Regions from separate parts of the Homo sapiens genome. Here region 2 is linked to region 1. Evidence: read pairs that join two places in POLR2A ChIA-PET (ENCODE). Cell type or tissue: IMR-90. All regions are shown on one strand. Each heading gives the region's core, and the rest is flanking DNA. Links, peaks and the distances in the headings are about the cores only.

Region 1 (12,313 bases), core at 4,162-9,161:
CATGGGCTTAGGTTTTTTTTCATTATTGTTTGGAATCCCAGGCCGAGGCAGCAGGGAAGTAAGTTCTTTTGGCTCCATAGGAGGGGTGCTGGGGCAGCCGTGTTTATTCTGGCTGCCAGGGTCGGGTGGAAATGCAGGCGGGAGCCAAGGCTGAAACATGGCAGGAACACGGAGGAGTGGGAGGGATGTGCTTAGCAAGGGAACAGGCCCCAGGGTGTCACCGTGTCACCTGAGAAAGTTTGGGCCGAGGCCAGAGGGCACCCACCGGTCCTCACCTGTGTCCTGCCTCTGGGCCGGTCATGTCATTCTAAACCAGGGCGTGGAGTATGGGTTTGAGATTAGCATGGCTGGGGTAAGATCCAAGCTCTGCCGCTTATTATCTGTGTAAATCCGGGCAGATGATTTGCCTCTCTGAGCCTCAGTTTCCTCATCCCTAAAGTGGGAATGTTGTCACTACTGAAATGACATCTCTGCAGGGCCTGGGGTGGGGCCTGGCAGGGAGATGCTAGTGGTCATTTGTGTCCTTCTCCTGGCTTCATGTCCTCAAGGAACACACTCTCTGGGGTGGGGCTGGGGCTGAGGGGGGAGCCTGGGAGGCAGGGACAGAGAGTCATGGGGGTGACAGAGAGAGATGGTGGGAGACAGAGCTGGGGCCATGGGAATGCTAAATCCTTACCCTAAACCAAGAGTCAGCGGACCTTTTCCATAAAGGGGCCACATGAATCTCTCAAAACAACTCACCTCTGCTGTTCTAGCATGAAAGCAGTGACCAACTGGAAATGAATGAGTTGTGGGCGTGTTCCAATAAATCCTTATTTATGAACACAGGCATTTGAATTTCATGCAACTTTCACACGTCATGAAATATCATTCTTGTTTTGATTATTTTCCAACCATTTAAAACTGAAAACCACTCAGACTTGCAAACTGCATAAAAAAAGGCAGTGGTCCAGATTTGGTCTGTGGACTGTTTTCAGTTTGTCAACGTCTCTCCTCTACCACTAGCAAGCTAGCAAACTTCAGTCTGTCAAGTCCTAAGAAATAAATGAAGCAGTCTCAGGAAGGCAAAATCTACTTTCCAGGCTGGGCACGGTGGCTCATGCCTGTCATCCCAGCACTTTGAGAAGCCGAGGCAGGAGGATCACTTGAGTCCAGTAGCTCAAGACCAGCAACTTAGTGAGTTCAAGGACAACACAGTAAAACCCCATCTCTAAAAATATAGAAAAATTAGCCAGGTGCAGTGGTGCATACCTATAGTCCCAATTACTCAGGAGGCTGAGGCAGGGGGATTGCTTGAATCCAGGAGGTGGAGGCTGCAGTGAGCTGTGATTGTACCACTGCACTCTAGCTTGGATGACAGAGTGAGACCTTGTCTCAAAAAAAAAAAAAAAAATCTGCTTTTCTGTCTATACTCTTTCTGGAAATACATTCACAAAGACCCAGGTTTTTGTTTTTTTGTTTGTTTTTAAATAAAGTGTTACTGTCACCCAGGCTGGAATGCAGTGGTGCAGTCATGGCTCACTGCAGCCTCCACTTCTGGGGCTCAGTCGATCTTCCTGCCTCAGCCTCCTGAGCAGCTGAGACTACAGGCACGCACTGCCACAGCTGGCTGATTTTTGTATTTTTTTTTTTTTTTGTAGTTATGGGGCCTCACCATGTTGCCCATGCTGCCTCGAACTCCTAGGCTCAAGCAATCCGCCCATCTTGGCCTCCCAAAGTGCTGGAACTACAGGCGTGAGACACCATGCCCGGCCTAACCCAGGTTTTAATATCCACTGTAAGAAGAAGTTGTTAAAGAGGTCACGCAGGAGACTGATTTCATTGAGAGGTTAAAACAAAACAAAACAAAACAAAACAAAAGCCCGTGACTCTAGTGATGGATTTGTCATCACAAGGAGCTACCATTTATTGAGTGCTTCCCATACCCTGGTACTTCTTTCGCTCCTTAAAGGTAATATCTCATCTGGTCCTAACTGAACTGATGAGGACAGAGACCTCCAAAGATTCAATAACTTGCCCAAGGCCACTGCTTCTAACTGCCTCTGACAATGGGCCTCTCTCAGGATTTATGATGTCGCTGCCATTTTTTAGAAGGGCTCTCTAAGATGGCAAGCATAGCCCAGTCCCTGCCTTCAGGTGGGGAGGCAGACAGGAGGCTCCCTGGCTTTGCATGAATATCCTGGGTCCTCAGCCACCTGTGTCCACGTTACGGTTAGGGTTAGAGTTAGAGTTAGGGCTAGGGTTAGCTTGCCTGTCATCCGGCTTGTCTCTCTCCGTGGGCAGAGTGCATAAAGGTGCTTCCTGCCAGCCATGGCTCCCTTCAATGACTACTCTATCATTGAAAAGCTCTGTTTGGCCAATTATTTCAATATCTTTTTTCTTTTTTTTGAGTTAGAATCTTGCTCTGTCACCCAGGCTGGAGTGCAGTAGCACGGTCTCAGTTTACTGCAACCTCTGCCTCCCGGGTTCAAGCGATTCTCCTGCCTCAGCCTCCCGAGTAGGTGAACTACAGGAGCCCGCCACCATGCCCGGCTAATTTTTGTATTTTCAGTAGAGTCGGGGTTTTGCCATGTTGGCCAGGCTGGTCTCAAACTCCCAACTTCAGGTGATCCACCCACCTCCACCTCCCAAAGCGCTGGGATTACAGGCGTGAGCCACTGCGCCCGGCCTATTTCAATATCTTAATGCATGTTGCCCTAATCAGTTTATAAAAACAAGTAGAAAACAGACAAATTGGAAGTGCATAAATTTGTAATATGAAGATTATGTCTCAAACTCAAGAAACTTAATTATTTTACCTTTTACTGAATGCTTACTAGATGCCAGGTGCAGTGCGTCATGTGGAGTATCTTACTTGGCTGCGACAGCCTGCTGCTGAGGGGACACCATTGCTGTTCCCATTTCACAGATTAGGAAACTGAGGCCCAGAGAGGACGGGGTAACATGTCAAAATCATGCAGTTTTAAGTGGCGTTACTGGAACACAGGTGGAACAGGCAGATCCTCTGGATGTTATGAACCTGCAGCCTCAGTCAGGTGCTAGTTGGGTTTTTGATGGGCAGAAGAAAACAAGGACAACAAAACGCAAAAAACGTGCACACTGGGCCAGGCGTGGTGGCTCACACCTGCAATCCCAGCACTTTGAGAGGCTGAGGTGGGTGGATCACTTGAGGTCAGGAGTTTAAGACCAGCATGGCCAACATGGTGAAACCCCGTCTCTACTAAAAATTAGAAAAATTAGCCGGGCATGGTGGAAGATACCTGTAATCCCAGCACTTTGGGAGGCTGAGGCAGGAGGATTGCTTGAACCGAGGAGATGGAGGTTGTAGTGAGCCAATATAGCACCACTGGACTCCAGCCTGGGTGACAGAGTGAGACTTTGTCTCCAAAAACAAACAAACAAAACGTGCACACTGGCCAAGCGTGGTGGCTCACACCTGTAATCCCAGCACTTTGGGAGGCTGAGGCAGGTGGATCACTTGAGGTCAGGAGTTTAAGACCAGCGTGGCCAATATGGTGAAACCCCATCTCTACTAAAAATTACAAAATTGGCCAGGCATGGTGGCATGCACCTGTAATCCCAGCTACTCAGGAGGCTGAGGCAGGAGAATTGCTTGAACCCAGGAGGTGGAGGTTGTAGGGAGCCAAGAGAGCACCACTGCACTCCAGCCTGGGCAACAGAGCAAGACTTTGTCTCAAAAAACAAACAAGGAAACAAAAAAACTGTGCACACTGGCCAGGTATGGTGGTGGCTCACATCTGTAATCCCAGCACTTTGGGAGGCCACGGCAAGCAGATTGCTTGAGTCCAGGAGTTTGAGACCAGCCTGGGCAACATGGTGAAACCCTGTCTCCACTAAAAATGCAAAAATTAGCCGGGCGTGGTGATGTGTGCCTGTAGTCCCAACTACTCGGGATGTTGAGGTGGGAGAATCACCTGAGCTGGGGGAGTTGAGGCTGCAGTGAGTCGTGATCTCACCACTGCACTCCATCCTGGGCAACCGGAGTGAGATCCTGTCTAAAACGAAACAAAACAAAACAACAAAAAGTATATTGACAGTATACTACATTGTTAAAAATTTAGTCTAGGAAGCAAGGTATAATTGGGAATTGTATTATTATTATTTTTCAGCTGCCTGGGAATAGAAGTCAATTTTTCCGTATTGATAGCAGTGAAATTCTTACAGGGTTAGGATACAAAATTGAATCACCAGTATGATCCTGTTTTTGGAATGAAAAGCCCCATAGTGTATGTCCATATTTATTTAGTTACTGTTTGGTTGGGATTTACTGTGTGTCAGGTTGTACACTAAATGCTTTATATTCATTTAATCTCATTTAACCAAAAGAACTCCCTGGAGGTAGGATCTATAGTCTCCTTTTACATCGCTGGAAATGGAGGTAAAGCAACTTGGCCAAGTTCACGGAGCCAGTGAGTGGCAAATAAGGGATTAGAATTCAGCTCGGTTTTACATCAAAGCCCATTGTCTCTGCTTCTGTCTCTGCTCCCTGCTCTGAAGCTCTCTGTCTCTCTGTGAGCACACACATGCCTGCACACAGAAAAAAGACAGGAAGGAAACACAGAATGTTGACAGTGGCTGTCTGTGGATGATGGCAGTACATGTGATTTTATCTTCTTTTAATGCCTTTTTACATATTCTCTATGTTTTATAATGAGTTTCTATGAAAAAAAATCCACCGTATGATCTTCTGTAAAAGCATGCTTGTTTTACAGTCCAGGGGTAAGGCCAGAGAGCCCCTGACCACGGGCCTCTGAAACACTCTCCTAAAAAATAAGACAGAGAGGGGAGCCAGGACCTTGGCTTCTTGGAACTGCCTAATCCGTCCTATAATACCTTGCTTTGTAGGAAAGTTCTGTGCATAAATCCCATAAAATCCCATAATGTGGTGCTGACACTGAGCCTCCCCAGAACAAAATCCGCTAATGATCACTGCTCGCCAGGAGCCTGCAGAAAGCCATCAGACATGTTGCAACCCCCCATGCCTGCCTCCTGCCTAAGCCCTTTCTAATAAGGACTCTTTTCATGAGTTCATAAAAACACTTTGTTCAGATCATGTTGGGTCTTTATTTCATTTTTTTTTCTTTTTTTTGAGACAGAGTCTCGCTCTGTCACCCAGACAGGAGTGCAGTGGCGTGATCTCGGCTCACTGCAAGCTCCGCCTCCTGGATTCATGCCATTCTCCTGCCTCAGCCTCCCGAGTAGCTGGGACTACAGGCGCCCACCACCACGCCCGGCTAATTTTTTTTTTTAAATATTTTTAGTAGAGACGAGGTTTCACCGTGTTAGCCAGGATGGTCTTGATCTCCTGACTTCGTGATCCATCCGCCTTGGCCTCCCAAAGTGCTGGGATTACAGGCGTGAGCCACCATGCCTGGCCTATTTCATCTTAGTCAAACACTGAACATCTATGGGGCCAGAAGGGGTTGAGGGCTGCCCTTCAGTTTTGGGACCCAGAGAGAAAAAAACAACAGATTTGTAAAACCAGGAATGAATACCTCCCTCCTCACCCTGTTGCTTACCCTGTTGCCTCACCCTGGGATAGGACCTTTCTAAGGTTGCTTTAGGGGATGAGAGTGGCCTCACCTGCAAAAAGGTCAGGAGTTCGAGACTAGCCTGGCCAATGTGGTGAAACCCTGTCTCTACCAAAAATACAAAAATTAGCCAGGCGTGGTGGCGGGTGCCTGTAGTCCCACCTACTCGGGAGGCTGAGGCAGGAGAATTGCTTGAACCTGGGAGGCGGAGGTTGCAGTGAGCCGAGATCGTGCCACTGCACTCCAGCCTGGGCGACAGAGCAAGACTCTGTCTCAAAAAAAAAAAAAAAAAAAAAAAGAAAAAGAAAAGAAAAACCTCTAACCTCCAAGTCTTCAACAAGATTGATTTGTATAATAACTCTGTCTCCTGCATGGTATGGCCAGTCTCGGGTCAATTAAACTCTTTGTTTACTGCAATGCCATGGTCTCAATGGATTGGTTTTGTCTGTGCAGCAGGCAGGAAGAACCCACTGGGTGGTTACCAAACAACCCAATGTACGTGGCAGGTACAAACTCATTTTTCCAGATCAAGAAACTGAAGATAGAGAGGAGAAATAACCTGTCCAAATCTTGTGTGTGATTGGCAACCTCTTGAGGAGTAGGAACTGGATCAGCTTTGTGGACACGTGACCTGGGCTGTTCCACAGGCCCCCACACTGAGGAGGGCCCCACGCCTGTTTCAGTGGTCTGCTGTGGAAATCCTTAATTTTTTTTTTTTTTTTTTTTGAGACAGAGTCTCACTTTGTTGCCCAGGCTGGAGTGCAGTGGCGCAATCTCAGCTCACTGCAACTTCTGCCTCCCGGGTTCAAGTGATTCTCCTGCCTCAGCCTCCCTAGTAGCTGGGATTACAGATGTGCACCACCATGCCCAGCTAATTTTTGTATTTTTAGTGGAGAACAGGTTTCACCATGTTGGTCAGGCTGGTCTTGAACTCCTGACCTCGTGATCCACCCACCTCTGCCTCCCAAAGTGCTGGGATTACAGGCGTGAGCCACTGCGCCTGGCCTGTGGAAATCCTTAATTTGTGAATGAGGTGCCTGCATTTCATTTTGCACCTGCAAATGATGTAGCTGGTCCTGCATGTGGCCCCTTTCCCAGACCGTGACCTATTAGGGCTGTGCACCCAATGAAGATGGCTGTCAGAATGCCAGAAACACTTTATGGCATGCGTTTATTTACTTGTCGCTCTCCCCACTCTTCCACCCCTTCCAGCCTGGGGACTGTTTGGGGGCAGCACAGAGGAGATGTGCAGGAAATGTTTGTTGAATGAATTTTCTCATGAATGAATGGACTGTTGATTCAACCAAGACAAAGGAAGGCCAGGTGCCCATTGGTGGAGGTTTTCTCTCAGGCTGGCCTGGGGGCAAAGCAGACACTTGCCTTGCTCTGCCTCTCTACTGCTCCCAAATTTACTGTTTCAAATTAGCTTCTGGTTGGTGGCCTTGGCAGGTTGGGGAGGAGGGTGAGGGGAAGGCACTGGGAGGAAACAAAGGCTTCTGTTAAGAATAGGGGCAGGTGTGGAGCAGGGAAGCTCTGCTGTTTTGCATAAAACCAGGAGCCAGCCCTCTGCTCTCCTAAGCCTCAAGCACTCCTCAAAGACCACCTGGCTTCAGGAATCCTGGGGCAGCTTACACGCTGGACTCCCCATTGACCCATCTTAGCTGCCCCTTTGTCTCCTTTCAGAAGGGTGCAGAGGCCCCCCAGAGAGCTTCCTTGTGATAGGGGCTGGGCAGTCAGCCAGACCCTCCTCATTTCTATTTACCCTTCAACAGAAGGTGGGGGCAGTCAAATGCCACCTCCTCCCAGAGTCCTCCCAGGTTTCCCCAAGGCTAAGTGTTTTCATTACCCTTGGCATGTTTACCACCCTGAGCTTCTAATGAATTCAAAATAATGTTTTTGGGCAACCTTCACAAGAATTGACTCCCAAGATGGTGAGGACACAGATAATCAATGTGGCTACATTCAATTCTGGCAAAAAGATCCGATGAGCTGGGACGACTGTGATCCCCCCAACCCCTGCATATCTGCAGGACTCGCTCCTCCACCTTCTACAGGTCTCAGCTCAGTGTCACTGAGGACTTCACTAACACTGTAATGACGGCAGCGGCAGGCCATCTGGAGTGGCTACTGCCATCATGCCAGCTGCAGCAGGGAGGCGAGGCTGGGGCTGCATGTTCCATGGAGCTGGTGGGAGCTGGGGACAAGCAGGAGTCCCATCCCTCTGTGTTGGGGCAGGAGCTCCCCGGCTGCTGCTGCAGCCATCAAAGCCAAAGCTGTGGACCAAGGCATCCCTGTACTCTCGGGGCCCAAGAGCAGGCAGGAGCCCTGCCCTCTGGGGACAGATGCAGCCACCCAAACCTTGGCTGCAGACCCAGGCCTCATGCTCCGCAGAGCAGGCAGGAGCCCCATACCCCTGGGTGCAGGTGCAGCTACCCAAACTGCAGCTGCAGACCCAGGCATCCCCGCACTCTTGGGGTCCAAGAAGGTCCCCCACCCTCGCAGGCTCAGAAGTGCCTGCTCCCGCTGCCTGGCTTCTCCCTGCTGTTGGTGCCAGCTCTGATCTCAGAGCAAAGTCGGGGCTGAGTCTGGGTGCTGTTGCAGCCGGTCTGGATCTTCGCACACTCAGGGCAGTGTTGACATGCTAGCCCCTTGCTGCCTTGGCCCCCTCTGGACTTTGGGAACCAACAACCTTAGGAGGGAAGCCAAGGGGGGCTGAGGGCAGCAGGCACCCTTTGGCACCTACAGCCTAGGTGCCAAAAACAGCAGCAGGAGGCAGACAGGTTCCTTAGCAGAAGGGGGTGGTGAGACCCCAGTGAGACCTTACCTTCAGGCTAGGAGAGTCTGAAAACTGGGGGCTGGGCTGCCAGTTCTGCAGAGCAGGAACTTGTGGTGCCTTTTCCGGGCCCACCTATGGCCACCCATGGACCAATCAGCGTGCAATTCTTCCCCTCTGAGGCCCATAAAAGCCCCAAGATCAGCCAGAGCTGAGCGGATGTCAGGATGACCAGCTGCAGAGTAGCTACCCACTTCAGGGCCTCCTCTCTGTTGAGAGCTACAGAGACGATGGGATGACCTGCCTGCAGAGATGAGCCACCCACTCTATGGTCTCCTCTCTGCTGAGAGCTGCACAGATGACTGGATGACCAGCTGCAGAGAGGAGCTACCCTCTCCGCTAGGAGCTGAACACTTGTGGGAACACCCTGGCTGCAGAAAGGAGCTGCCCCCTGCCAGTTTCCTCTGAGCTGTTCTATTGCTCAATAAAGCTCCTCTTCATCTTGCACTTCCTCTTGTCTGTGTACCTCATTCTTCCTGGTTGCAGGACAAGAACTCAGGACCCACCGAATGGTGAGACTAAAAGAGCTGTAACACAAACAGGGTTGAGACATGCCCCTTGCTTGCCATGCTGTGGGTGAAGAGAAGGAGAGAAGAGCTGTGGCCCTTCAGGGAGCCCAGACCTGAGAGCTCCCTAAGCCAGGGCTGTGACTCCCTCTTTTGGGCCCTGCAGTTCCTGGTGTCTCCAAGCTTCTGAATGCCACTGTGTTCCCTGGTGCCAACTGTGGAAGCTACTTGCAGCGTGCCTGGTCTGGCTGCAGCCTCGCAGAGAGCCAGCGACTTTGCCGGCACCTGGAGCTGCTCATCCTGCTGCAGCAGCTGGCATGTCTGTCTGTGCACAGTGGCCGGACCCTGTACCTACTCATACACCCCTTGCCATTCCTCCTCTGATTTGCAGGTGTGGGACCCAGGCCAGCAGTGTGAGCTGAGCTCAACCTGCCAGGCCAAGTAGGTGAAGGAAACCCAGCGGGCCTGAGCAAAACCTGGGCAAAGGCGCCCCCAGCCACAGAGGTTTCCGGCCAGAAAAATGACAACCTAAAGATCCCATAACAGTAATGTTCCCCCATTCTGCACCCCCCATCTCCTCCTTTGCCTTTTCTCTGGAGCACTTCTCTTGGGAGCACATGGATGCTGCTTTAATAGCTGTGTTATTCATAATGACCAACAAACAGAAACAACACAAATGTCTGCAGATTAATGAATGGATGAATAGAATGTGGCAAATCCATACAGTGCAATATTATTTGGCAGTGAAAAGGAATGAAATATACTGTATATGCATTAGCCTTGAAACATAAGTGAAAAAGCTAGTCACAAAGACCACACGTTGTCCAATTCTGTTTCTATGAAATGTCCAAAACAGGCAGCCATAGAGACAGAAATCAGGTCAGTGGTTGCTAGGGCATGGGGGAGGGGGAAAGGGGAGTGACTGCTACTGGCGACAGAATTTAAGAGGGGAGATGGTAAAAATGTTCAAAAATTGATTGCAGTGATGGCTGCACCACTCTATAAATATACTAAAACCCATTAAATTGTACACTTAAGTTTTTTTCGTTTCCTTTTTGTTTTTTGAGACAAGATCTTGTTTTATCACCTAGGCTGGAGTGCCGTGGTGCAATCACGGCTCACTGCAGCCTCTGCCTCCCAGGGCTTAAGCGATCCTCCCACTTCCCTCTCCTGAATAGCTGGGACCACAGACTCTCACCATCACACCCAACAAGTTTTTGTGTTTTTTTTTTTTTTTTTTTGGAGACAGGGTCTCCCTATGTTGCCCAGGCTGGTCTTGAACTCCTGGGCTCAAGCAATCCACCTGCCTTGGCCTCCCAAAATGCTGGGATTACAGGCAGGAGCCACCACAACAACCTTGAATTATACATTTTAAACAGGTGAATTGTATGGTATGTGAATTACATCTCAATAAAGCTGTTACAAACAAAGAGAAAAGCCCCACAGGGGTAAGATGTCCACATGAGTAGTTGTAGACACTGCCCTTCTCCCTCACATCTAGCGGAGGTCAGGGGACAGGCAGAAATCACTGATCACAGAAGTGGATTCACACTTGTGAGATGTCCCAGAGGAGAGGACAGAGTGTCGTGTGAGTGGCAGGTAAGTGGGGCATTTGCCAAGGGCAGGGTTGGGGGAATTGAGGAAGTTTTATTGGAGGAAATCGTGGAGGTGAGAAAACCACCGAGGTTTCTCTGTCCCAAACACTTGAACTTCCAGGTCATACTGTCCCTGTGTGACCAGGTGTCTCAAGGAAGTGGACTTTCTGTGCTTTCAGCTCTAATTGGGGTAGGTAGGAGCCCCCCACCCCCACAAGGTGATGGTGCCCTGGGCACTTGTTGGATGTCTTGTGTTATTTTATTTTTATTTACTTATTTTTTTTGAGACAGAGTCTTGTTCTGTCACCCAGGCTGGAGTGCAGTGGCTGGATCTCGGCTCACTGCAAGCTCCGCCTCCAAGGTTCACACCATTCTCCTGCCTCAGTCTCCCGAGTAGCTGGGACTACAGGTGCCCACCACCACGCCCGGCTAATTTTTTGTATTTTTTAGTAGAGACGGGATTTCACCGTGTTAGCCAGGATGGTCTTGATCTCCTGACCTCGTGATCCACCCGCCTCGGCCTCCCAAAATGCTGGGATTACAGGCGTGAGCCACCACGCCCGGCCGGATGTGTTGTGTTGTTGTTTTTTTTTTTACTTTTAAATTTTTGTGGGTACATAGCAGGTGTATATATTTGTGGGGTACCTGAGATATTTTGATACAGGCATACAGTCTGTAATGATCACGTCGGGGTAAATGGGAATCTATAATCTTAAGCATTTATCCTTTGTCTTATAAACAATCCAATCATACCTTTAGTTATTTTTAAATGTAAAATTAAATTATTATATTTTTCTTTCTTTAGAAATGAGGTCTCACTATGTTGCTCAGACTGGTCTCAAATTCCTGAGCTCAAGCGATCTTCCCACTTCCGCCTCCCAAAGTGCTGGAATTACAGGCGTGAGCCACCGCGCCAGGCCGTTAAATTATGACTGAGTATAGCCACCATGCTGGGCTGTCAAATACTAGTTCTTATTCATTCTATTTTTTGTATCCATTCACCATCCTCACTCCCCCCCCACCCCCTCATGAGGTTTTAAAGGCTGAGTGGCAGCCAGACCTGGTTCAAATCCTCTGTAGCAAGTTGGAAGGGGGTCCCCCAAAAGATACATCTCCATCCTAATCTCTGAATGTGTGAATGTGACTTGACTTGGAAAGGGTCTTTGCAGATTTGACTAAGGATCTCAAGATGAGGTCATTTTGGAATAGCCAGAGGGGCTCCAAATCCAACGACAGGTGTCATTATGAGAGAAGACAGACGCCCAGGGAAGAGAAGGCCGATGTGAGGACAGAGGCAGAGACTGGAGTGGCGCAGCTGCAAGCCGCAGAACCCTGGAGCCACCGGAAGCTGCAAGAGGCCAGGAAGTGATACAGGAGCTAAAAATAAATTATTTAGGAGGATAGTGAGGGTAAGAGAGTCCTCGGTAAGGTTTTCTCTTTAATAAAAAGCAGCCCCCATATCATTTTTTTCTTTTTCTTTTTTTGAGACGAAGTTTCCCTCTTGTTGCCCAGGCTGGAGTGTAATGGCGCGATCTCGGTTCACAGCAACCTCCGCCTCCCGGGTTCAACCGATTCCTCAGCCTCCCGAGTAGCTGGGATTACAGGCATGGGCCACCACGCCTGGCTAATTATGTATTTTTAGTAGAGACGGGGGTTTCTCCATGTTGGTCAGGCTGGTCTCGAACTGGCGACCTTAGGTGATCTGCCCGCCTCGGCCTCCCAAAGTACTAGGATTACAGGCAAATCATTTTTTTTTCCTAACAAAAAACAGCCTGAAAAATCAAGCTGCAAACAGATAAGCAAGCTGGAAGCTGGCGTAGGGAAATG
Region 2 (12,313 bases), core at 2,370-7,369, 330 kb before region 1:
GTCAGGAGTTTGAGACCAGCCTGGCCAACATGATGAAACCCCATCTCTACCAAAAATATAAAAATTAGCGGGGTGTGGTGGCAGGTACCTGTAATCCCAGCTAGTCGGGAGGCTGAGGCAGGAGAATAGCTTGAACCTGGGGGACGGAGGTTGCAGTGAGCCGGGATTGTGCCACTGCACCACTCCAGCCTGGGTGACAAGAGCGAAACTCCATCTCAAAAAAAAAAAAAAAAAAAAAAAAGCTTTTCTCAGAAAATAGGGAGTATAAAATGGTGGTTTTCAACCCTTTTTTTTTTCTTTTTTTTAATCTAAGAGGTATTAGAAAATATAGATGTCCAGGTCTGCCTCTACATATTCTGATTTAATTGGTCTAGGGCCATGCTCAGTCTCTTTTTTTTTTTTTTTTTTTTTTGAGACGAGGTCTCGCTCTGTCACCCAGACTGGAGTGCAGTAGTGTGATCTCAGCTCATTGCAACCTCTACCTCCCAGGCTCAAGCAATTCTTCCACCTCAGCCTTCTGTGTAGCTGGGACCACAGGCATGCACCATCACACCCGGCTAATTTTTTGTATTTTTGGGAGATAGGGTTTCACCATGTTGCCCAGGCTGGTCTCAAACTCCTGAACTCAGGCAGTCTACCGGCCTCGGCCTCCCAAAGTGTTGGGATTACAGGCGTGAGCCACCGTGCCTGGCCAGTGTGTGTGTTTTTTTTAAAATGCTGATGTTCAACCAAGGTTGAGAAAAACTGTTTCAAGAAGATATCTGAGGGCTTTTTCATTTTTAGGGGGTTATATGGTACCCTGCTGAGAATGGATTTGTTTGTGTTCTATACCTTGGTGTCATGAAGTCCGATAATTAATGTAAAATTCTCAATTTCCCGCCTAGCCCAAAATAAGTACTCAGCAATGTTGGTTGACTGTGTCCTATTTAATAATATTTTTATGGCACCATGCTCCATTAAACTCAGAACAATTTGTAGAAGTCTTCTAATTTATCTTCGACTATAGATTCCAGAACTCTTTGACTTACATTTGACTAAGTAAAAAGATGTCTTTCTGCCTCTAGAAGACAGTTTTTCCTAGAAACATTGATTCTGATGCCTAATTTTCTTTACCCATTAATTCATGGACTTATTTTTATTGTTTTTCACACATCCTCACAATCTTTGCCAGGAACATGGTGAGCAGGAATACTTACCTTTCAGGGCAGGGAGAAAGGTCAGAGCCTCAGGTGGCCTCTGAGTGACCTCAGTGCTAGAGCTGTCCACCTGTTTATACTCCTGGCTATCACACCTTTATCCCATCACAGAAGCTTACAAAAGGAGTAATTATTAGAGTTTGCTTTGTAAAGCCTAATTTTGGATTTCCATTTAATAATTAAAGCTGGTTTTAGGGAAGCCCCTAAACCAACCTGAGTTTTCTTGAAATACTAACTTGTGTCTTGCTGTTATCTGAGTCACACTTTTATCCTAATTTTTAGATACGGACGGCCTGACCCTCTGCTCCGGAGAGAACACGACATTCGCGTGAGCCTCCGGATGGCCTCTGTGCAGTATGTGCATACTCAGCGTTTCCAGGCAGAGGTGGTGGCCTTCATTCAGCATTTCACTCAGCTGCAGGATGTCTTAGGGCGCCAGCGAGCTGCTATTGAGGGGCAGACGGTAGGTAGCCTGGGCCCTCCAAGCTGCTTTTCCAGTTTGACTGATCAGTAGAACTTTTAGGCCTCTAGAGATGAATCTGGAAGAGTAAAGGTAAGTTATCCTTGCTAATATGTTCTCCGTGTAGATTAGCTACAGACATCTTTGTGTAATTGAAGAGCTTTGTTCCTTATTTATTGTATCTCACTTAAATTACCTTCAAACTTTAGCTTTCACTTTCTGTAAAAAAAGATAAGGGAGGTTTACAAAGAACACTTAAGACTTCTGGTCCCTTTTAGGACTTCAGTGGGGATGTTTCTCTTGGAAAGTGGTAGGTTTTTTCTAAATGCAGTAGATCAGAAGTTCTAAACTGAGTTCGTGGCCCCCGTGGGGTCCTGGTAGTTTATTCATGGCACATCCTAGGCCAAAGGAAACACCTAATGGTATTTCCGTTTACAAAGTAAGTCAGTCTAAACAACAAGTACATATGTCCTAACAACTTAGTAGGTGTTTGAAAAAATAATAACACATAAATGGAAAGAATAATATTTTATTTAATTCTTAAGTAACCACAATGACTGGTAGGAGGTATGTGCCTGTTAGGTATTGCATAACTTCTCAAACTTGGAATCAGGTTGGACATTACAACCCTCACTTCCTGTCCACATTTATCTTCTTATGGTACTTGCTTTTTCTCACAGCAACCGCTGAAGACCCAGCTTCGCAAAGATAATACCTTACTGAAAGGAGTATAGAATGATCTATTATTGAATGCCAACTACCACAAGCTACTAGTTAGTGCAGTGTCTGGCAGATGTTGTTTTTCCTTCAAAAATTTAAAATGTCCTGGCAGCCGGGTGTGGTGGCTCACGCCTGTAAATCCTAGCACTTTGGGAGGCCGAGGCGGGCAGATCACGAGGTCCAGAGATCGAGACCATCCTGGCCAACATGACGAAACCCCGTCTTTACTAAAATACAAAAATTAGCTGGGCATGGTGGCACGTGCCTGTAGTCCCAGCTATTCGGGAGGCTAAGGCAGGAGAATCGCTTGAACCTGGGAGGCGGAGGTTGGAGTGAGCCGAGGTGGCGCCACTGCACTCCAGTCTGGCGACAGAGCGAGACTCCGTCTCAAAAAAAAAAGTCCTGACAGCTGCAAGCCTTTGCCACCCTGTGGTGTCTCAGTGCAGTTTGGGAACCATAGAAAATAACAATGTACTTTTGTAACAACGTGTTATTTTTCCTTTTTTAAAAAAACTTTATGGCCAGGCGTGGTGGCTCACACCTGTAATCCCAGCACTTTGGGGGGCGAGGCGGGCAAATCACTTGAGCTCAGGAATTCGTGACCAGCCTGGGCAACATGGTGGAATTCTGTCTCTACAAGAAATACAGAAATTAGCCGGGTGTGGTGAGGCATGTGTCTGTAGTCCCAGGTACTTGGGAGGCTGAGGTGGGAGGATGGCTTGAGCCCAGGAGGTGGAGGTTGCAGTGAGCTGAGATCATGCCACCTGCACTTCAGCCTTGGTGACAGAGCCACCATGACTCAAAAAAAAAAAAAAAAAACAAAACTTTATTAGGTAAAAGATTATAATTTAATAAATAGATACTTTATAGTGGCAGCATTTTTAAAAATTACATTTTAATTTAAATAAAAAATGTTTGACTTGGTAGATATTGATTTGGTACAGTAGCAAAGTGAAAAAGGGCATTTGGAGAAAAGTCTCCTCAATTATTTTTCTCCAACTGTCTAGTTTCTCTCTCTGGAAGCAACGAGTGCTGTCGGTTTCCTGTGTATCTTCCAGAGAATGTATTTTTAAAAAATATACAAGTAGCATAATCAAATGATAGAAAATCTGGAAAAAAGAATCATACTAGTATCTCTGCACTATAGCATGTTTTAATTTGTTTCTGTTGTTTTCTATACATTTTTCTCTGAATTTGCTCATGGAATATATAACCTTTTTTTCTTTCTTTAACAACTCAAAAAAAATTTAGCGTTTTACACCTATAAAAGATTATCTGTAGCATGTATATATGTCACAGAGTATCATAATAAGATGAACATCTGTGAACCCACCTCTAACTAAAAATTAAAGCATCAGGAAGACAGCTGCCTGCATATGCTGTGTTCCTTCCCTATTCCGTTCCCCTGTCAACTCCTCGTGGAACCACTCTGGTGATTTTTGGGTCTATAAGATCCTTTAAAATTAAAAAGAAAAAATTTCTAAACGGTATCTTTTGCTTTGCTTGTGATCTTTATAAAAATGGTATTAAACCGTATTTAATGTTCCTTGACTTGCTTTTCCCCCCATTTAGTGTGTTGATAAGATTCATTCATATTGTTACATACGATAGCATTTATTTTTACCATTGCATTTCATTCTGTGTATAAATGATTTATCCATTTTCCTTTGGAACACTTGGGCTGTTTACAGTGTTTAGCTCTTATGTACTGTGAGTCCTGATGCACATACTTGAGACTTTCTCTGATCTCTGAGATACCTGGCAGTGGAATTACTGAGCCATAGGGTGTGCGCACATTTCTCTTCACTAGATAAAGCCAGATCGTTTTCCAAAACAGCTGTCTCAATGATAGTCTCCCATCAGCAGTGTATAATAATTTCTTTTAATTCATATCTTTGCCAACACTCTTATTGTCAGACTTTTTATTTGATATAAAATGATATTACATTTATGGTCTGCATATGCTTTTATAAAATAATTTAGATTGAGAAATAGCATACAGTGTATCAAGTATGTAAAACACTGTAATTTTATACATGCACTTTTAGAATCCAGCTATTTTTCCTAGCCTTTTTTAGAATCTTTTTCCATCTTGCTTTGCATTTTTCATAGATATCCTATGTAGCAACTATATAATCTATTAGTTTAACCATTTTCCTATTTTTAACATTTAAATTGCTTTCAGCTTTTCATTCTTATGACTAATGCTTCCATGAATATCTTTACAGAAGTGAAGTTTTTTTTTCACTTTTTGAATTATGTTTACAGTATTGATTCCTACAAATGGTACTGTTTTATCAAAGTTATGAACATTTTTGTGACTTTCAGTATGACTCTGCTAAATGTTTTCTGTTAGAATTGTTGTGTGCATTTAAAACAGTTATTTTTACATGTGTGGTTGAAACAGTGGTAAGTCTTATGGTGGTGAATCATTTGGGTTAGGAAACGAGATACTTGTATATTACTGAGTAATTGGGTTTAACTTCCTGGGTTAAGCAGAGTTGAACAATAAGTCTCAAGTTTTGCTTTATCAAATTATATAAGACAAGTAGGAGGTTAAAGGAATGTCTTTCTATTTTGAACATTGTTCAATATGTAGGCTTTGAAGAGAAGCTGATCTTCTCAAGAATCTTTAATTCTAGCTGTTTGAATTAGGTTTATATAGAGCTAAGATCTACTTTTATTTGTCGATAAGATTAAGAGGCTATTTTGTTTGAAATTTAAATTTCTTTCACCTTGTATTGGTGACACGTGTTTTTGACATGTAGCTGGGTTTTTATTCCTACATTTTCTGAGGTCTGTAAATAATGATTCAGTGGAACTTTGAATTTCTTTGTATTCTTAATGTTTGAAATTTTAAGAGTATCAGTTATACCAGATGTGTTTGGCCAAATATAAATTATTTCCCATATATTTTACCCCAGAAGTATGATGCAGTTTTTCTATGCCTTCCACTTTACATGTAACCTCTTATATTTGTTACACTTCTTCATTCACCTAGCAACTGGTATAGTAAAGTAATGCTGTGCGTTAGAAATCTTGGGACAAATATCTTGAGTGGGTTTTGCTTCCATTAGCTATGTGACCATCAGGGAGTTATTTTTCTTACTATTCTTCCCTTGACTCAGTTATAGTAGGAATACGGAGATAGCAGAATTAAGTAGCCTGTACTTTTGGCAATAATTATTTATATTAATGATGCTTTGGAGTTTTCAAAGTGCTTTCCTACACATTATCTCATTTGATCCTTATAACAACCCTGTTTGTTCATTTCTTCAGTAATTTAGGAATGAGTGTGTCATGCAGCTTGCCAGGTGCTAGGAACAGAGTGGAAAACAAGAAAGACAAGGTCATTGCCTTCATGGAGTTTATATTTCAGTGGGAGGATATAATCAAGGAAAAAAAGATAATTAGTTATGATAATACCTAATGAGGCGGTGGTCGGCAGATGTGTTACTTTCATTTTATAAGTGAGGAAACATTGTTAACTCTTAGCCCTGGTTGTCTGGCTCATGATTCAGTGTTTTTTCCATTAACATATAACTGAACGCATGTTCAAGATGTAAGTGCTAGTCAGGATGCCTGTATATATATAAATACATAGCTGTGTGTACAGGAAAAAAAGACTGAAAAGATATGGTGTTGATGTGGTAATAATAATAGCTGTTACATTTTCACCTCAGTTTCTGGGTGTATTGTCTCATTTAATCCCTATACCTCTTTGAGGTAGGGCTTATGGCTTATTATTATTCCCATTTTATAGATAAGGAAACGGAGGCACAGAGACTTTAACGACTTAACCAAGATAACCAAGCTACTAAGTGGCCAGGGGTTTATTAGTTTTATCTTTTAAAATAACCAACTTATTCAGGCCTGTATTATGGCCGAGGCATACTCTCAGCCAATAGACCACCTGTTCTTATAAAGAGGATATGTTCTGGGCTGGGCACGCTCACACCTGTAATCCCAGCACTTTGGGAGGCCAAGACGGGTGGATCACATGAGGCCGGGAGTTTGAGACCAGTCTGGCCAACATGGTGAAACCCCATCTCTCCTAAAAATACAAAAAATAGCTGGGCGTTGTGGCACGTGCCCGTAATCCCAGCTACTCGGGAGGCTGAGGCATGAGAATCTCACTTGAGGCCAGGAGGTGGAGTTTGTAGTGAGCTGAAATTGTGCCACTGTACTCCAGCCTGGGCAACACAGCAAGACTCTGTCTCAAAAAAAAAAAAAAAGTATGTTCTGTGGTTTTTGGGTGCAGTCATATTCTATAAATGTTTAATTGATTTTTCTCTGATTGTCGGTTTCCTATATCATTGACTTATGCTTTTTATTTTCTTCCTTCTACTTCAGATTTAATTTACTTTTCTTTTTCCAGCTTCTTAAGGTGGAAGCTTTCAATTACTGATTTTTAAGTCTTTATTGCTTTCTAAAGTCGTGGTGTAAATTTCTCTCTAAGCATAGTTTTAAGTGTATCCCACAAATTTTAATGTATTATGTCTTCCTTATCATTTTAGTGAAAATATTTTTCTGTTTCCCTTGTGATTTCTTCTGACCTAGGGGTTATTTAGAAGTGTGTAGTTTACTTTCCAAATATTTGGGGATTTTCCATTATCTTCTTGTTACTGACTTCCAGTTTAACTCCATGGTGGTCATAGAATATGCTCTGTATGATTTTAATTGTTTTATAAACTCACGAAACTTTTGGGAACCTGAGGTTATTTGGTGGTAAAATTAGGGAATTAATTATCCTCTGAGTCAGTTTTCCTTCCTCTTTCAGGTGAGAGATCAAGCCCAGCGCTGTTCACGGGTTCTCCTGGATATTGAGGCTGGTGCTCCCGTTCTCTTGATCCCAGAAAGTTCCAGATCAAATAATCTGATTGTAGCAAATTTGGGGAAGTTGAAAGTCAAAAATAAGTTTCTGTTTGCTGGTTTTCCTGGCACCTTTTCCCTACAAGATAAGGTGAGCAATCAGTATCCATTTCCTTTTCCGTTCAGCTAGTATTTGATCACTAATTGAAAAATTTGTATGCTGCTGTAAGATGATCCATAATTGCTATTACTTTTGTAGGGTATGTGGCTTGAAGAATTTTTTTTGGCATTTTATTGATATTTCAGTTAACCTTATGAATTGAGGTAGTGTAAATTATAACTCTTAGTAAATGTAGGTAGTAGAATTTTTTTTGACATTTTATTGATATTTCAATTAACCTTATGAATTGAGGTAGTGTAAATTATAACTCTTAGTAAATGTAGGTAGTAACTTGTTTTAGCAAACAAACCAATGGAATCAACCTTCCATCTTTTTATAATGCTTTCTTTATATAAAAGCATTCCTTCTATAATATAAACGTTTTAGACTCTGTGGCTTTTTTCAGAGGACGTGATTGGCCCGTGGTTTACTTGAAGCCATTTAAAAATGTCTTAATAATAACATCTGTACAGTATATTGCTTTACAGTTTTAAATTACTGTGGCACCTTTTTTTTTTTTTCAACTTTTGTTTTAGATACAGGGGGTACATGTGCAGGTTTCTTAGATGGGTATATTGCACCCAGATAGCATAGTACCCAATAGGTAGTTTTCCGACCCATTCCCCCCAACCCCCCGACTCCGCTCTAGTAGTTGATGTTAAACAAGTAAACGTGTTTCCCTGAGTTTTGTGAGCTCTCTTAGCAAATTATAGAACCTTAGGAGGGTATCTGTTGTTCTCATATTTATGACCATCCATGGATACTCAATGTTTAGCTCCCACTTACAAATGAGAATGTGTGGCATTTGCTTTGCTTTTTTTTTTTTTTTTTTGAAACAGAGTCTCACTCTGTTGCCAAGGCTGGAGTGCAGTGGCACTGTGTTGGCTCACTGTGACCTCCGTCTCCTGGGTTTAAGCAATTCTCCCGCCTCAGCCTCCCGATTAGCTGAGATTACAGGTACCAACCACCACACCCAGCGAGTTTTTATGTTTTTAGTAGAGACGAGGTTTCACCATGTTGGCCAGGTTGGTCTTGAACTCCTGACCTCAGGTTATCCACCCGCCTTGGCCTCCCAAAGTGCTGAGATTACAGGCATGAGCCACCATGCCCGGCCACATTTGCTTTTCTGTTCCTGCATTAATTCGCTTAGGATTATGGCTTCCAGCTCCATCCATGTTGCTGCAAAGGACATGATTTCATTCTTTTTTATGGCTGTGACTTATCCATTTCTCATAACAGTGTTTGGAGGTAATTAGGATGAGGACTGTTGTTATTTGTGTTTTACATTGGGGAAACTAGGATTCTTTGAGAATAAACAGTAAAAATGGAAACACCTAGTAATTCACAGACCCTTAAAGCTGAGAGGACCTTTTAGATGGTCCGATTAGTCCCCCTTCATCCATTTTTGCATTTGAGGAGACTGAGTGACATTTCTGGAACCAGAAATGAGGCCTTGTCATTCTTGGTGTGTGTTTTCATCATTCCTTGCTGGTTTCCACAGCAGCTCTTCAGTCTATTTGCTTATTCCTTGCAAACTCGTTTTAGTGTGTCAGAAAAGCACTTACTGAAATTCCCAGCTACTTATGCCTATTTTTAGTATAATAGCTAATAACGTAGGGAGAGAGATGGCCTTTGAGATGTATGTAAGATTTGATTGTAAGATTTAAAAACTGCCGAAAATAGCAATACATAGCTGCCATTTGCTGAATGCTTATTATACATCAGCCAGTGCTGTGCTCTTTACATATAAAAGGAAACAGCTCCCAATGCTTCTGACACCAGATGTGTTGGGTTTTCCCCCATACTAACCATTTTCCGACTGTGCAGATACCAACTTGTCTATAATTTAATTATGACATTAACCACTTGGAGTTAGCTTAAGACCCCACAGGTCCCTAAAGACTGCTCCCCACTCAGACACCAGTCACAAGTACAGGTCTCCTGTATGTCTGACAGACTAGCTATAAGCTTGGGGTTCCCACAATGCCTCCTGAGGTTCAGTAATTTGCTATAGTGGCTCATAGAACTCAGGGGAGCACATTTACTGGTTGAGCATAAAGGCTGTAATAAAGGATACAGCCAGATGAAGAGGTGCATAGGGCGAGACCCCGCAGCGTCCCGAACACAGAAGCTTTTGTGCCATGGAATTGGGGTGCTCCATCTCCTGGACTGCGGATGTATTCACCAACCTGATATCTCTCTGGACCCCATTGTTTAGGCTTTTAATGGAGTCCCCATTACATGGGCATAATTAATTAAATCATTGGCCATTTGTGATTAGACTCAATCTCTAGCCCCGCTGCTCTCCCTGGAGGCCTGGGCACTGAAACTGAAAGTTCCAACCCTCTAATCACACGGTTGCCTGTACTTCCAGCAACCCCCGTTCTAAAGCTATTTAAGGGTTTTTAGCCACCAGTTATCTCGTTAACATACACAAGGACATTTTATCACTCTGGAGATTCCAAGGGTCTTGGAAACTCTTGTGTCAGGGACTAAGACCAAATACAGTTATGGTCCCTTAGCTACAGGGAGATACTTGGAAGAATGATGCATCCTTAGGTGATTTCCTTGCTCTGTGATCATCATAGAGTGTCCTTACAAAACCGAAATGGCTTAGCTTACTGCACACCTAGGCTCTGTGCTATAGCCTGTTGCTCCTAGAATACAAGCCTGTACAGCACAGTACTGTGTTGAATACTGTAGGCAGTTGTAACACCATGGTTAAGTATTTGTGTATCTGAACATATCTAAATATAGAAAAGATACAATAAAAATGCTGCATTATAATCTTACGGGAGCATCATAGTATATGTGGTCTGTGGTTGACTGAAATGGCATTATGCGGTGCACAACTGTATTTATTTGTGGTAAATCTTTACTTTGAGGCCATACTAAAATTTTTAGGAGGAAATCAGTTCTAGCCAGATTGTGTGACCAAGTTCACCAGGACCATTTTTGTTTCTCTATCCTTCCTAAAAAGGTACTGGCCAGAGTTTCCTTATCAGATATATCTATGTATGGGTTTACCAGCAGGCCCTGAAGTTAGCCTCGGCAGAAGAATTGCCAAGATACTGAAGACATTTTTGCAAAAGGGTTCCTATTTTTTAAGTCAAATAATAGCACAGAGTTTGTAGTGTTTTAATGAAAAAAATTTCCCTGTATTTGTTTTTGAGGATTTGATTTTAAGTGGCAGTGCATACAAGGAGCGCTTTTTCTTCAAGGTATAATGTGCTTTTTTTGCAACCTGACTATTCTGAAAAACCTTATGGGATTCAGCAGTCAATCCACATTCACATGCTTTAAAAAGAAAATTAAAACCAACCCTTTAAAATATCTCATTACTTGAGAAAGCCTGCTTATTAACTTTTTTTTTTAAGTGTTTGAATTACTTTCATACTATGTAAAGATGTTGTTCTTAAGGCCCATTGAAAAGAATTCCTTTTTTTTTTTTTTTTTTTAGCCTTCACTAGTACGTTCTTGGTGATCTTATTTTATATCCTTAAATCTTAGAAAAACTATCTTACTGGGTACCAGTGATTGTTCTGTAGAATTCCATAAGGGCTGTTTGGAGTGTGTTGCTTGTTCAAGTATTTGTAAGCAGATAAACACATCTGTGAAGTTCACCTCCCCATGCATACAGTTAAATATAATTGATTACAGTCTATATGAAATGAATAATTACCTTCTTCACCAGCCATCATTTTGTATTTGCATTTGCCTTTGAATACATTTGCATGTGTGAGGTTTGTCTAATATGCATTCCAGTGGTTAAAGAACAGGAAATAATCCTGAAATCAAAGCTTGGAGACGGGTTATTTGCCCTTGAGTTCCAGGACTCCTGTGTGTTTGGAATTGTTTTACATAAATCCATGTCTTAATGAGTACAAGATTGAGTTTTTTTGCATATGCTTTTATTTCACTTTTCTCAACCATAGCTTATGCTTAAACCACAATTTCTAAGTCAAAATCTTTGAAAAGCTTTGGGTTAATCTTCTCAAGCCACTGATTTATTTAAACCAACTACAGAGAGGATGTAGAGATGAATCAAATGAAAGGGCAACAAACACTTTACAGAGTTTAAATAAACTAAGTGAGAGGGAAAGGTTTTAATGTTGAAATACTTAAATAATGACATTTACCTAGTAATCTGCCTTGCAAAAAAATAAAAAAATTGCAGAAAGCAAGAACTAGTTTCTTTTACTTGTAATTACTACTTGAGAGAACTGTGAAAGGGAGCAGTGTTTTTGTATTCTTTTCCAAAGCTGAGAGGAGTCAACATAAAGGCAGCCCTAGAGGGAGAGCCATCCTTCCTCTCTTCCCAGATTCGGTTGAGAATGGCAAGATGGGAACCATGATGCTACGGGAGCTGTGCAGACATGTAGCTCCGAGGCCTCCATGAAGAAGCCCTGGGAAGCTTAAAAGTCAATTATTGAATTGTTCTGGTGAAATAGATTTTCCTCTGTTAGCAGTTAACCGAATGAAGGTACTAAGTGTGTAAGAAAAGAGTAGTATTTTCAATAGAATTACTGAATCATTTTATTCTCTGTTAGCCCTTCTTAATTTGTATGTCCTTGAGCAGAAACATCATAGGAATGGCTGGCCTCTTTTGTTTTCATTTCTACAGTTACTTAGATGGGAAATGTAAACCCATGAGGGGAGACATCTAGAAGGTACAAACACATTGGAGCCATGTTGCCATTAGATGTCTTTTCTTAAAACAATATGCCCCTCCCCAAAAGCAAAGCAACAAACTGTCATATAGCTGAGAGACTTGCTTTTGCCGCATTTGACCTTGATTAAACCACTTGAAGCAATTGGCATCTTCACATTTGCTCTTGAGCCAAAAGATGGTATCTTCCTGCAGAAGTTTTCAGCAAGTATTGAACTATATGTAACATCTCTGCTGATAATTTTTTGTGGCAGTAAATGTCGTGATCCTGGTAGCCTCTTGTTTATGGGATCTGG

What was found. ChIA-PET counts read pairs that join two places held together with the same protein. Peaks named below come from ENCODE experiments on the same cell type or tissue, not always from the same donor. Only the 100,000 strongest peaks of a DNase experiment are listed, where the experiment ranks them.
Region 2: POLR2A ChIA-PET joins it to region 1 with 5 read pairs; 4 of 35 experiments call an interaction of 5 or more read pairs at or near these places.

What each region holds. Positions count from the first base shown.
Region 1 is chr1:12,622,566-12,634,878 of GRCh38, forward strand. No RefSeq gene overlaps it. Among named protein-coding and RNA genes, the nearest start is that of DHRS3, 11 kb to the left of the region's middle. In IMR-90, for the core only: no CTCF peak of the experiment used is centred there; no DNase peak of the experiment used is centred there; H3K27me3 peaks cover 3,228 bases.
Region 2 is chr1:12,292,046-12,304,358 of GRCh38, forward strand. VPS13D (vacuolar protein sorting 13 homolog D) reads left to right here. Exons shown (of 70, transcript NM_015378.4): 24 at 1,479-1,659; 25 at 7,157-7,339. Among named protein-coding and RNA genes, the nearest start is that of VPS13D, 68 kb to the left of the region's middle. In IMR-90, for the core only: no CTCF peak of the experiment used is centred there; a DNase peak (open chromatin) is centred at 4,806.